Regions from separate parts of the Homo sapiens genome. Here region 2 is linked to region 1. The links are chromatin loops, found by intact Hi-C in ENCODE. Cell type or tissue: MCF 10A. All regions are shown on one strand. Links, peaks and the distances in the headings refer to the core of each region. The heading gives the core; the rest is flanking DNA. Region 1 holds the start of LARRPM (LINC00240 antisense RNA regulating promoter methylation). Region 2 holds the start of TRP-CGG2-1 (tRNA-Pro (anticodon CGG) 2-1).

Region 1 (6,948 bases), core at 1,300-6,299:
TAGGATATAAAATTAACATACAAAAGTCAGGTGTGTTTCTTTACACAAACAACAATCTATCTAAAAAGAAAGTTTTACAAATATCTACTACGATTGGTACAAAAATTTAAATACTTAGGAATAAATGTAACCAAGGAGGTAAGAGATTTGTACACTGAAAACTATAAAACATTGATGAATGAAACTGAAGAAGACAAAGTAAATGAAAAGGTTTATGGATCAAAATAATTAATATTGTTAAAATGTCCATAATACTCAAAGCAATATACAGATTCAACACAATATCAAAATTCCAATATTTTTCACAGAAATAAAAACATTCTAAGATTGCATAAAACCACAAAAGACCTTAAATAGCCAGGGCAATCTTGAGAAAGAAGAACAAAGTTGGAGGCATCACACTACCTGACTTCAAAATATACTATACAAAGCCATACAATCAAAACAGCACGGCACTGACATGAAAACAGACACATAGACCGATGGAACAAAATAGAGAGCCCAGAAATAAATCTACACATTTAGAGTCAACTGATTTTTGACAAGCGTGACAAAAATACACATTGGGGAAAAGACAGCCTCTTCAATAAATGGTGTTGGGAAAACTGGGAACCCACATACAAAATAAAAAAATTACACCCTTATCTTACACCTTACATAAAATTCAACTCGAAATAGGTTAAAGACTTAAACAGAAGACCTGAAATTGTAAAACTCCTAGAAGAAAATGTAAGGGAAAACCTCCTTGACACTGGCCTTTGTAATGATTTCTTGGACAGGACACCAAAAGCTCAGGAAACAAAAGCAAAAGTAAACAAGTGAGACTACATCAAACGAAAAATCTGCACAGAGAAGAAAACAATGGGCAAAACGAAAAGGCAACTATTGGTTGGGAGAAAATATTTGTAAACCATGTATCTGATAAGGAGTTAATATCCAAAATATATAAGGTATATATATATATACACATACAACTCAATAGCAAGAAAACCAAATCTAATTAAAAAATAGGTAAAGAACCTGAACAGATATTTTCCCAAGGATGACATAAAAAATGGCCAATAGAAAAAATGCTCAACATCTCTAATCATCATGGAAATGCAAATCAAACCCACAATGAGACATCATCTCAGACCTGTTAGAATAACCAATTTAAAAATATAAAAAATAACAAGTGTTGGCAATGTAGAGAAAAGGGAACCCTTTTACATTATGAGTGGGAATGCAAATTAGTACCGCCTTTATGGAAAACAGCAGTATGGCTGTTCCTCAGAAAATTACAAATAGAACTACCACATGATCCAGCAGTACCTTTTCTGGGTATATACTGTGAAAGTAAAATATCTTGCACCCCCAAAATCACTAGCTAAAAGGAAAATTCAAGCTGGAAACTGCTCAGTGCAAACTTGCCTCCCATTCTATTCAAAGTCATCCCTCTGCTCACTGAGATAGATGCATACTCTGATTGCCTCCTTTGGAAAGGTTTATCAGAAACTCAAAAGTAAGACCTGGCAGCCCCCTCCCTGCTTTGTCCCCGCCTTTCTGGATGGAACCAATGTACTTCTTACATATATTGACTGATGTCTCATGTGTCCCTAAAATGTATAAAACTAAGCTGTGCCCCGATTACCTTGGGCACAGGTAGTCAGAACTCCCTGAGGCTGTGTCACAGGGGTGTGTCCTCAACCTTCGCAAAATAAACTTTCTAAATTAACTGAAACGTGTCTCAAATTTTCGGTGTTCACATCCGCAAAGGAAATGAAATCAGGATCTCGAAGCAATAACTGCATGCCCATCTTCATTGAAACATTATTCACAATAACTAAGATATGGAATCGACCTAAGTGGCTGTCCACCAATGAATGGATAAAGCACATATAGTTTATACACACAATAGAATATTATTCATCCTTAATAAAGAAGATCCTGCTGTTTGCAACATGGATGAACCTCGATGTCATTATGCTAAGTGAAACAAGCCAGACACAGCAAGAAAAATACTGCATGATCTCTTATGTGGATTCTAAAAAAGTCAAATACATAGAAGCAGAGTAGAACAGTGGTTACCAGGGGTGGAGACGTATGGAAATGGTTAAGATGTTGGTCAAAGGATACAAAGTTGCAGTTCTATAGGATGAATAAGTCTAGAGATGTAATGCATAGCATAACTATAGTTAATACTGCATTGTGCATTGGAAACTTGCGGAGAGTACATTTCATGCGCTCTCACCACTTACACAAAATAGTAACTGTGAAGAGATGTATTATGTTAATTAGCTTGACTGTAGAAATCATTTCACTGTGTACATGTATCAAAACATCATGTTGTACACCTTAAATATATAGTTTTTATTTTTAAAACACTGTTTGGGATTAAAAGCCCAGCTAATTCTGCCTTAATATCTCATTCTTATCCACAATGTCCACCCATAAGAAAGACGCCCGATACTCCGTGTAAACACACACTCCCCATCTCCCATACAAATTTACCTTCTAGAGAGAGCCCTTTTCCCCAAACTCTCCTCTCAAAACACTCTGAAGCACAAGGTCTTTAGCCTAGTTAGACATTTTCTGAAAAACTTAGTTTAACTCAGCGTAGAGACACCATGAATTTCAGAGACCCAGTCCTGGGCCTGCTTCAGTTGCTTTAGCCTAGAGTTTCAACTCCCAGGTCCCGGGGAGGGATGCTCCAAGGAAGAAATAGAGGCCCTATTCCAGGGCTGTTTCTCGCAGACTAGCCACAGAAAATGCAGCCCAGCGCCACTTCCTTTCAGTAGCAACACGTTTCCAACACGTTTGTTAAGCGGGAACGGAAGTGAGCGGAAAGGAATGCGTTTGGTAAATCCCACTTTAAGGATTTCGTAATCCTCCCAGGGATTCCCACCACCCGCACTCCACTCGCAGACTGCGGGCCTTCCTCCGACGCTGGGAGAAGGACCCTGGGAGAGGCAAGGGAAGGGCTCCGGAACCAGCGCAGCAGCGGGACGCTAGCCCGCCCACACGGCGGCCACTTGAAGGTCCTCCAGGGAACACCTGAGGCAGTGGGAGCGTCTGCCCTTTCCTAAGTCTCCTTGGAAAGAAGTATTCGCTTTCGTTTCCGCAAACAAAGCATGCTCCGCGCTTTCAGGACCGGTGGCTCCCGTGGAGACCGCAGCGGAACCCAGTCCGCCTTCGCACGCGTCCGGGGGAGAAGCGGCCCCAGGACTAAGGGCGCGCGCCCGAGGAACCGGTGCTGTGACGACCAGAGCAAACACGCCGGATGTTCCTGTGTAGGCTGTGTAAGGAGTGACCGGAAGTAGAAACTGGGTGCTCCAGTGGCGCAATCGGTTAGCGCGCGGTACTTATATGGCAGTATGTGTGCGAGTGATGCCGAGGTTGTGAGTTCGAGCCTCACCTGGAGCATTGTTTTCCAACCCAAAATAGCATTACTTGAAGTGCCTTTCCCCCTGTAATCCGACTCCATCGTCTTTAACGTGTTTGGAATTGTGTACACAGTTTATTGTTATTGGTTTCCTTAGCCTTTTTAGAACCAAGCAACGCCAATTACCAACAAAATCCGTTGCGCCGCAGTGAGTTAGCTACCTTCTATCTCCACTTTGTTCTGCACGTCGATCTCAGGTAAAGAACATCATCTCTTTACATCCTTCTTTCCACTTTGTTCTTAGGATCATCGATCATCGTTCCTCGGGGAGCCCCTGGCACATACTTAGTGCTAAGAAACTCCCATCAGGTGATAAGCATTGAACTCCATTTAAGGAAACTCAAAAGTGGGAAATAGTAAAAGGTTCCTGTCTGATTAAAGCTCTGATTGGGAGGGGTGTGGGGGGACTGATTTCTGACAACAGTGTCCCCTCCAGTATTTTTCCCCCACTTAATTTTACCCTGATAAAAATCAACAGTCATGGAAGATCTAGCAGCTTCTATCAACTGAGAAACAGCACCTGGTGTCCTCAGGCATTCAATTACCTGGACTTGGAAAAGGATGAGTGATAATAGACCCAGAAACCTGAAATCTTTAGAACAGCATTACAAGAATAAGCATATTGTTGTGGCTGAGGTGGGTAGGAAGTAGATAGGGATTTTGACTTTAAAATAGGCTTCCTCTCCCTATGACACCTGCAGTTTGCCTGGACATAGCTTTTATCATATGCTTCCCAACTCTTCAGCAAGAGAGGGAATTGAACTGAGTAATTGGGAGTTGTTTTCCTAGCTATAAAGATTGCCACAAATCTGAAAGCACATGTGTCCCACTTGGGACACGGAGGTGAGTGGAATTAAGCTGAGCACAGATAACTCTCTCTTGAGATCTGTATTCCTAAATGGGTCTTGCATGTATCTGGACATTGTCCACTCACAGACTCTCTCCTGAGAAAGGTTAGCGAGGTCCCGTTCAGGAATGCACCAGATGATAATAAAGTGAACACCTTCTCACTTTGTAGCTCTTGCTAAGCCACTGGAGTACCTTAAAAGCTATCAAAGCATAATCTTCAAATATATATATAGTAACTAATCACCAAATATTTATTTAAGTCACTAATGAGAAAAGGAGGAGTATGGTAAACTGATTGCAATGGCAATAGAAAAGGCTGGTAAAGGTATAGTCAGTGGGGGAAAAATAATGCTGACATGAGATTGCAAGTTTAAGTAAAAAACTAGCTAATGTCCTATGAGGCAGTGAAAACTATGGCCTTTGGGATTATTTTTATCTAAAAGACAGAAACTAGTTGCATCTTTACTGGGTAAAAATCATTCAAAACTTAATATTCTACATAATGACATTTAACCTTGTAATCTATTTTCTAATCATTAGTAAATAGTGACCTCCAAAAGTTCCATTAACTTAGAGGATTACTTGCCCCTTCAGTGGGCTTGTTAGACAATGCTCTAGTATTATTTTGAAAGAGTACTAATATCTTTTTTTTTTGCCTTATATTAACTTTTGGATATTTTTTCTGAATAGATTTAGCACCTTAATTCAATTATTTTATCTCTGTTCCTGATCAGTTGAAGGTATTATTGAGTGTCTTCAGACAGTGTTTAAAAAATGGTGACCTTTGCCATAAAGAATTTTTGTGAACTGGCTTAAGCCAGTTTTGTGATACACAACTTTGGGTGCTTTTGGTAGATGTCTGTAGGCAGCTTACTTTATAGTACTTTATACTATACCTTACTTTATAGTATAAAGTAAGGGATAGTTAGCTACAACATACCAACGAGTTATAGTGATAGAAGATCTTCAACAAAATTTTGTACATATATAGTCATTTATTAGAAAGCAAGCAAAAAACAGTCATAAAACCTGTTCTCTAAGCTCAATGAAGTTCCCACGGTTTTGTCATTTGTTTTTGTTGTTGTCATTGTTGTTTTACTAACTTCAAAACTACCTTTCATGAAAGCTTTGCTTGAGGCAAATGCAACAATATTTCAGAGTGAGGATTCAGCCAAACATCTCTAAGAAGAAAACCTCTGGACACAGCAGGACACAGAAATACTGAAATCTCCAGCCTAGGGCACCATCCCTCAAGTTAAAGGCTAGAACTCATTTAATTTTTATTCCCTTTGAACAGTGTCTCTTAAATATTTAATTCATTTTGGGAACCGCTAATTTACCCAGGGAGACTATATTTCTAATATTTTTTTCCCTTCACACCATGGGATCTTTGTTTCTAATATATTAATTAACTAATTAACAAGGACAAATTTCATCAAAGAAAACCAGTATCCAATATTCCATTATACTAATTATGGCAGCCTCTGGTGTTTATCAAAAATAAAGAAAACTGAAGTACTTTTGGTGGCCACTTCAGCAGTGTGGTTTTATTATGTTAAATGACAATCCTCCAGATTGTGATATCAGGGCAAGGGACTGACTCTAGAATCATTTAAAATCATTTTAATATACACATTCGTATTATACAGCACAGTTGATTAAATTATTGCTCCTTCTCTATATCCACACCCTTTTTGTGGGTGGAGAGTTTGTCTTCACTTGTGGTAGACTGGATTCCTGAAAATGACTGAAACAGTATCCCTCGTTCCCTTCTGCAATGTGAGCTTGGCACCTCCTCAGCTAGAAGTAGAGTCTGTTTCCCTTCACCTTGAATTTGGTTTGGGTTTGTAACTACTGTGAGCAATGGAATGCAGTAAAAATAACATTTTGTGATTTCTCAGCCCAGGCAGTAAGAAAACATATCAGCTTCCACTTTTACCTTTAAGGAGAAGCCAGCTCCCATGTTAAGAAGTTCAAATACCTAGAGACTGCGATGGTTTGCAGAGGCTCAAGCTAACCACATGGAAAGACATGGAGAGATATTCCTTGCCAACCCTCAACTACTCCAACTATTCTAAGACATCAAACCTGTGAGTGAAAAAGCCATCTCATACCTTACAACTCTAGCAGATGCCACATAGTGTAGAGATAAGCTCTCTCTGTCATTCTCTGTCAAAATTGTAAAATCATAAGCAAATAAATAATCACAGTTGCTTCAAGTTACTACATTTGAGCATAGTATTTTAAGCCACTGCATTTGAGATGGTTTGTTATACAGCAATAGATAACTAAAAAACAAAGTCCCTTGATTTAGACTTGTCCACTCAACTTGCTTGGCCAATGGAATGGGGTAGAAGTGATGGTGTGCTTATTCCCAGCCTGGGCCTTAAAAGGCTTTGCCTATTTCCACTTGCCTTCTTGTACTTCTGCTATTGTCATAAGAAAAACAAACCGCAGGTCACCCACCGGTCTGAAGAGGAGGATGAGAGACAAAGAAAAAAGTTGTCTGGCTGCCTCTGCTGTCTACAGATTGAAGAAGATCCATCCAGCTGAGCCCAGCCTAGACCAGCTGACTTCTCCAATAAGCCTGTATGAAATAAATGCTTATTGTTATGTGACCTTGAGCTTTGAAGATAGTTTGTTATGCAATAATTGTTGATTCTTTCACCCTGTCTTTG
Region 2 (6,948 bases), core at 1,125-6,124, 71 kb after region 1:
TCTCAAAAAAAAGAAAAAAAAAATCTGCCTCTTGTACACTGCAATTACATGTGCTTTAATTCTGTGTTACCAATCACTTTGTTATTTATGTTCATAATGATTCCATTTTCTAGCACTTCATTAGCTCATGAAAACTTCATGACAGGCACACAAGTGTTGGTGATCCAGCTGGAAGAATCAACACAATTATGTGAGCCACATTCCTGCAAAGTGTGCATTTTACTTTACTTTTGTCTTTCATATTGTCATCATCATCATCCTCATCACCCCACCACCATGACCATCATCACCATCATCTCACCACAATCATCATCATGACCATCTTTATCAATATAATTTCTCTATTGAGCAACATTGTTCAACTTCCAACTGTCAGTCAATTGGTTGGAGGCCTGTGGCCAGACTTACAATAAAGATCCTGGACTGGCCCATTTCCTTAGTCCTCTCTCAACTGAATAAAAATTCAGGTGAATAGAAATGTCACCTGAAGAGAAACCTTATGAGAACTTCAGCAAGTAGAGAACCTCCCAAACTATAAAGATTTGGGAGGCAGTTTACACTGCTTGACTAAAAAGATGGGCTTCCAAGAGGAGATTTTTTAAAGTGTCATATCTTTGAGGGATTCAGTATTTGGTTTTAGTGGAATATAGAGACTTCAGAGTCATAAAACAGACACAGTCATAACGATTTGGGATGCAACTCTGTTTCAGGAGATCTTATACTGATATAAATATCTATTTTTAATTAAACTTTGTATTACATCTGTTTAAGATGTATAAAATAATTTTTGATATACATAGTGAAATGGTTACTATAGTCAAGCAAATTAACATATTCATTATCTCACAGTTATCCTTTGTGTCTCTATGTTAAAATTATCCAAAATCCACTCCTAGCGAATTTCCAGCATATACTACAATATTATCACTATTGTCCTCATGTTGTACAGTAGATCTGTATACTTATTCATATCAGATATCTACAGCTTTTTACCCTTTGGCCTATATCTCTTCATTTCCTCCTCTACTCTTCCACTCCGGATAATTATCTCTCTACTCTGTTTCTGTGTATTTGAGATTTTTGTTTGTTTTTGTTTTTTAGATTGCATATATAAGTAAGATCATGTAGTATTTTGTTTTCTATGCCTGGCTTATTTAGCTTAGCATAATGTCCTCCAGTTTCATCCATGTTGTTGCAAACGGCAGTACCTCCTTTTTTAAGGCTGGATAGTATTTCATTATATATATTCATATCACATTATACCACATTTATATATATATATATATACACACACACACACACACACGCACACACACACTATAATATGTATTATAATTTTTTTAATTTTTTTTTTTTGAGATGGAATCTTACTCTGTTGTCCAGGCTGGAGTGCAGTGGTGCGATCTTGGCTCACTGTGACCTCCGCCCCTAGAGTTCAAGCAATTCTCCTGCCTCAGCCTACTGAGTAGCTGGATTTACAGGCATGCGCTACCATGCCTGGCTAATTTTTGTGAGAGATGGAGTTTTTAGTAGAGACGGGGTTTTGCCATATTGGCCAGGCTAGTCTTGAATTCCTGACCTCAAGTGATCTGCCCACCTCGGCCTCCCAAAGTGCTGGGATTACAGGCATGAGCCACCGCACCCAGATGTATAATATATATATTATATATACACATTTTTATGCACACGCTTCTGCGTGCACACACACACACATACATCAGACAATTTTTTTCTCCATTCATCTACTGAGGAACATGGAAATGCAGATACCTCTACCAGGTGCTGATTTTATTTTCTTTGGGTATATATCCAACAGAGAAATTGCTGGGTAATTTGATATATGTATATATGTGTGTGGGTTTATGTGTATGTGTGTATGTTTGTATATGTATATAGAAATTTGGTGAATGAATCTTGTCATTTGTTGGGAAATTTTATATCCATTGTTCTAAGTTGTCTTCTGTAACTATATCTTTAAGCCACATTTTCTATTTTCCAAGAAATTTGAGTTTATGAATATATTCATATTTGCTAATGTAACTAAGCATGTTATTATGCATGATCTACATGGCCTAGACAAGGACAATAAACATCTCTGTAAAATGACTGGAATATAAGTCCTACGTGGGTCCCCTGATGTGTGTAATGATGCTGATGTTTAGTAATCTTTAAATAATGACCTTTCTCTGGAGTCTGAGTTCCCACTGGTATAAAAGTAAATGAACTATTTATTATCCTTAGAAAAGTTGGATTTGGGAAGGGAAATGTATATTATACTACAAAAATGAAGAGAGAACGAGGGTTTGGGGTTGAGAGTGTGGGTCTGTATATAAAGTATGTGATCCCATTACCATTGTGTTGAGTTCAGAAATTAGTAAACTAATCTATTCAGTTGATTTCAAGATGAACAGAAGTGCTCTAAGTTGTGTGTCAAAGAACAGGTTCTCTGGGAAATTGTTGGGTTCAGGACAAATAATTATTTTCCACACTGAAATATTTAACCTTTGATTTAACATCTCAATATAGTCCTATGTCCCAGCTCCATCTATGCATGAACATGAGATGCTATTTCTTGAGGAGAAAAACATATTTTCATGGAAGTGGAATGTTGAGTCTGAACCATAATCACTTCTAAGTTTTAGGGCAGTTAGGAATGATTACTACTCCTAGGTGTGTGTTTCAGAGGAGTTAGTCAAGATTTTTTAGGTTTTCATAGTACAAAGAAAGCAGTCGGATTGCAATAAGAATCTCACTATTCTAATATTAGTAAGGTGGGCAGGAGTTAGAGGAATGCCTAGTAGCCTCATAATTATTTTGATCCGCTCAGTAAATCCATGTCAAAATTCAAATTAAGTACTAGTTTAAATCTACTCTCCCTTTCAGAAAATATTGATTTCTCTTCACACATATTCAAGATAATCCTTATTTTGATTTGTCCTTGCAAGAGAGTTTCATTTTTAGTAAATAAACAGGTACTCTATAATAATTATTGGATAATTGAAAGAATGAACTGAATGAGATCTTTTAAATTTTTGAAGGTATCAAATTCGGGACAGCAAAATGAAATTGAAAATATGTATTAATTCAAAACATAAATTTTAACATGAATGTAAAATGTGGCTTAGATGTATCAGCTAATGATCTGTTGTAAAAACTTTCTTTGCATTTAACCGAAAGTTTTTGTAACTTTCTTAAATCTGTATGTAGGAAGAAGTTAGTAAACTAACCAAATACATCTTGGTACTCCTGAAAAGTTGACCTTAAGAAATCTCTTATAAGTAGAATTTTGCTGAGATTAGGAATATTCTTTCTGAAAAACTTCTGGTAGCGAAAATATTCCTTGTTAGAGCAAATCATCTAGAAGTCCCTCAGTAACAGTAATATCCAACTTTCAAAAAGGGTAGAAGTGAGATAAGGAAACTTGAAAACTCAAATTTTTCTAAAATATTTTAATTGAAAGCTAAAAATGGAAAAAATGAGTTAAATTACTTAGAGTAGTATAGCAAAGTAGAATAAAGGAGAAATGTTTCTACAGGTGACAAGTTTTACCATAGTATGGTAATTTAAGCTACCAGCAGACCATCCACAGAAATAGCCTTTCCAACCCTTTCATTTATGTAAATGATTGATGGAGTGATAAATATTATTTGGTAACAAATTCTTTGAGGAATAAAAATAAATAATTTGGGAATAAATCCTACAGTAAATATAAGCAAAAGCCATTTCTAAGTGGCTCGTTGGTCTAGGGGTATGATTCTCGCTTCGGGTGTGAGAGGTCCCGGGTTCAAATCCCGGACGAGCCCACTTCATTTTCGCCCAATAAGGTTTAAGGATATTTAAAGTATTTCCCCAAATAGTCATACCCAAAAATATGTACTTTCACCACATCAACAGTAGAATTGTCTAAGCAGGCGAGTACTGAATCCGGACTTCTTCTAAGGGCAGACACCGGAATGTTGATGCGGCTGCAGCTGCGCTCTCCCACCTCTGTCTGTCTCTTCTCAAACCCCGAAAGGAAGACCGTGGGCAGCTCGTGCGCGCGTGCGTGTGCGTGTTTAACCGAGTGCTGGAGGGGAAACGTGAGTTGCAGTCAACCGGTTATCTTCCTCTTATAGGAAGGAGGATTTTAATTTACACTTTTAACTCCAGCTTCGGTGATTACTCTCTGACTCCTAGTGTTTACTACTCCCGCCACACTGGAAAGTAAAAGTCTCCCCAAGTGCTGCTGGTGCCACTGCTCCCACTGCAGTCGACTGTTAGGGTGTCACACTCCTGCCTCTCCTGCTTTCCCCGGTCAGAGTTCATTCCTTTATTTCTTCAACGGATGCATAGCCAATGAGTATGACATGTCACCCTTCAGTGCTGAAAGCTGTGGAGGCAGTGACGGAAAAACATGGTTTTATTTCTACAGAACTTAATATTACAAGTAATTAATTATTTACCATGATGACGCGTTTTGAGAAAGTATGGAATTCCCATGGAAGTATATAGCACCAGGGCTGACTATTGACTCTTGGGAATATTGCTAGCCCAGGTTCGTCTAACTGGAGAGAGAGACCACGAGGAGCAGTCATTAAGGCTGGAATTTCAAAGTTTTTCTCATCCCATGCTCTGGAAATTTGCGGGTACTTTGTTGAAAACACTCAGGAGAATTGATTAACACTGGAATTCGAAACAGGGAAAAAATGGAGAGGAAGATATCAATCCAGTTATTTTGCTCATGCTGTCTAAATTAAAATATTTCCTCAGAATAACTGTTTTGTTTGCTTTTGTGGCCAAGACTGAAAGTGGACACCCACTCCCCGACCCCAATTTCGTTCTAGCTTCATGGACCTCACAGAGGCTCAGCTCGCTCTGCTCATCTTGGTATTCTGAAAGTGTGGATCTTTTTACCTTTCCTTTTTCTGACCAACTTTAAGGGCCACTGAGTATGAAGATGCACATCCTTATTCATAGGTGGGGTGTAATATATTGTCTCTTTTTATAAATAAAATATAAGTGTATAATTTATTTGTAAATTAATGTGTATAATTTATTTGTAATTTAATTTTATAACTTGGAATAGTGTTACTTATTAAGTTTGAAATTCAAAAGGAACTTCCTCTGACCTCTGTTCATTAAGAATTTTCTCTGAATGCAGAAAGTCAGTGTGATGTCATCTAGGCAGAAGAGATTGAATGACCCTTCTCAACAAGGAATTTTACTATCCTAAGAGGGATAAGTTGGACATTTTGACATGTAAAAGTCTGATAGTAAATGACACAGGCAGTCCATTCTAAAATGGTTCCCAGAGTCAATAAATTGGACTCATGGTCTTAGTTTCCAGTTATTTTTAGGGCTTAATTATAATTATGGACCAGCAATCAAAGATCACTAGGCATCATTAGACACTGAAGTTAGTGTCCAATCTGAGAAACAGTGATTTTTTAAAAGCTATTTTAAGAAAGGGAGAGAAAGAATGCTGTACAAAAGGATAACTCTATAGAAGTCTCTTGAAATTAAAATTATGAGAGTAGAAAGAAAAAACTTAATAGAACAATTAACATAAAACCTGAAGGGCATCTCCAAAATGTGGAGTAAAAATATAAGGGGAAACTCCAGCAATTGTGATTCTTGATATATACTCAAATGAGTTGAAAAACCATATCCACACAAAAACCTTCACATCAATGTTTATAGCAGCTTTATTTGGATTTGCTAAAACATAAACAATCAAGATGTACTTCAATAGGTGAATGGATATATTTAATGCAAACTATGGCACAATGGATGGACTATTAATTCATGATAAAAAGAAAGGAGCTATCAAGACAGGAAAAGACATGGAGGAATCTTAAAAGCATACTGCTAAGTGAAAGAAGCCAATCTGAAAAGGCCACATACTGTATATATGATTCCAACTATATAACGTAGTGAAAAAGGTAAAAATATGTAAACAGCAAAAAAGAGCAGTCATTGCTAAGAGGGAGGGAGGGAGGGAAGGATGAAGAGGCGAAGCACAGGGAATGTTTAGAGTGGAGATACTATTATACATGATACAGTAATGATGGACACATGCCATTATACATTTATCAAAGAGGAAAGAGTTACAACATAATCCATAAGAGTTACAACAAAGAAAGTGAACCTAAAGTAAACTACAAATTTTAGTTAATATTAATGTATCAATATTGGTTCATCAGTTGTAACAAATGGACCACAATCGTATAAGATTTAATAATAAGAGAAGCTATAGGAAGGATAGGAGATATATGGGAACTCTTTGTACTTTCTCTTCAATTTTTCTGTAAATAAAAAACTGCCTAAAAATGTCTATTAATTTTTTAAAAGTAAAAAGAATGTAACCAGGAAAGAGCAGTAAAAACAAAACAAAAGGTAGAGGAAACATACTGGAGATTTAAAATCCAAGTAAAGGAAGGGAAGGAAGGAAGGAAGGAAGGGAGGGAGGGAGGAGAGGGAGGGAGGGAGAGAAAGAGAGAGAAAGAAAGAAAAAGAAAAAGGAACAAAAGAAAAGAAAAGAAAATTAGCCGAGTGTGGTGGCACACGCCTGTAGTCCCAGCTACTTGGGAGGCTGAGGCAGAGAATCACCTGAACCCAAGAGGCAGAGGTTGCAGTGAGCTGAGATTGCTCCACTCCACTCCAGCCTGGGCAAGAGAACAAGACTCTGTCTCAAAAAAAAAAAAAAAAAAAAAAAAAAAAAGGGCAGAGAACACAGAAATCAGAAAACTAGCAACAACGAAAAACAAGCTAATATCCCTAACCGAAATACAGGATTTAATGATGTAATAGAGTTCCCAAAACAAGGAATGGAAACAGAAACACACTAAAGCATATCTTTCAGACATTGCAGAACATTGAGGACAAGGAAATTATCCTGAAATAGATAAATAAAAGCTAACTGCAAATGTAGACTCCATAATTAGAATGACTTTGTACTTCTCAAAATGA

The links. Peaks named below come from ENCODE experiments on the same cell type or tissue, not always from the same donor. Only the 100,000 strongest peaks of a DNase experiment are listed, where the experiment ranks them.
Region 2: a loop joins it to region 1, with 8 times the contacts of the local background. A loop is called at or near these places in 1 of 110 quality-filtered maps.

What each region holds. Positions count from the first base shown.
Region 1 is chr6:27,017,038-27,023,985 of GRCh38, forward strand. It overlaps LINC00240 (long intergenic non-protein coding RNA 240), which reads left to right. Exons shown (of 3, transcript NR_026775.2): 3 at 6,217-6,937. LARRPM (LINC00240 antisense RNA regulating promoter methylation) reads right to left here and starts at 3,269. Exons shown (of 1, transcript NR_026776.1): 1 at 2,329-3,269. It overlaps TRI-TAT2-2 (tRNA-Ile (anticodon TAT) 2-2), which reads left to right and starts at 3,309; the gene lies at 3,309-3,402. RefSeq lists an enhancer at 3,014-3,273. In MCF 10A, for the core only: no CTCF peak of the experiment used is centred there; DNase peaks (open chromatin) are centred at 2,874 and 3,274.
Region 2 is chr6:27,088,011-27,094,958 of GRCh38, forward strand. It overlaps TRP-CGG2-1 (tRNA-Pro (anticodon CGG) 2-1), which reads left to right and starts at 3,732; the gene lies at 3,732-3,803. RefSeq lists a silencer at 3,880-3,929. In MCF 10A, for the core only: no CTCF peak of the experiment used is centred there; a DNase peak (open chromatin) is centred at 3,891.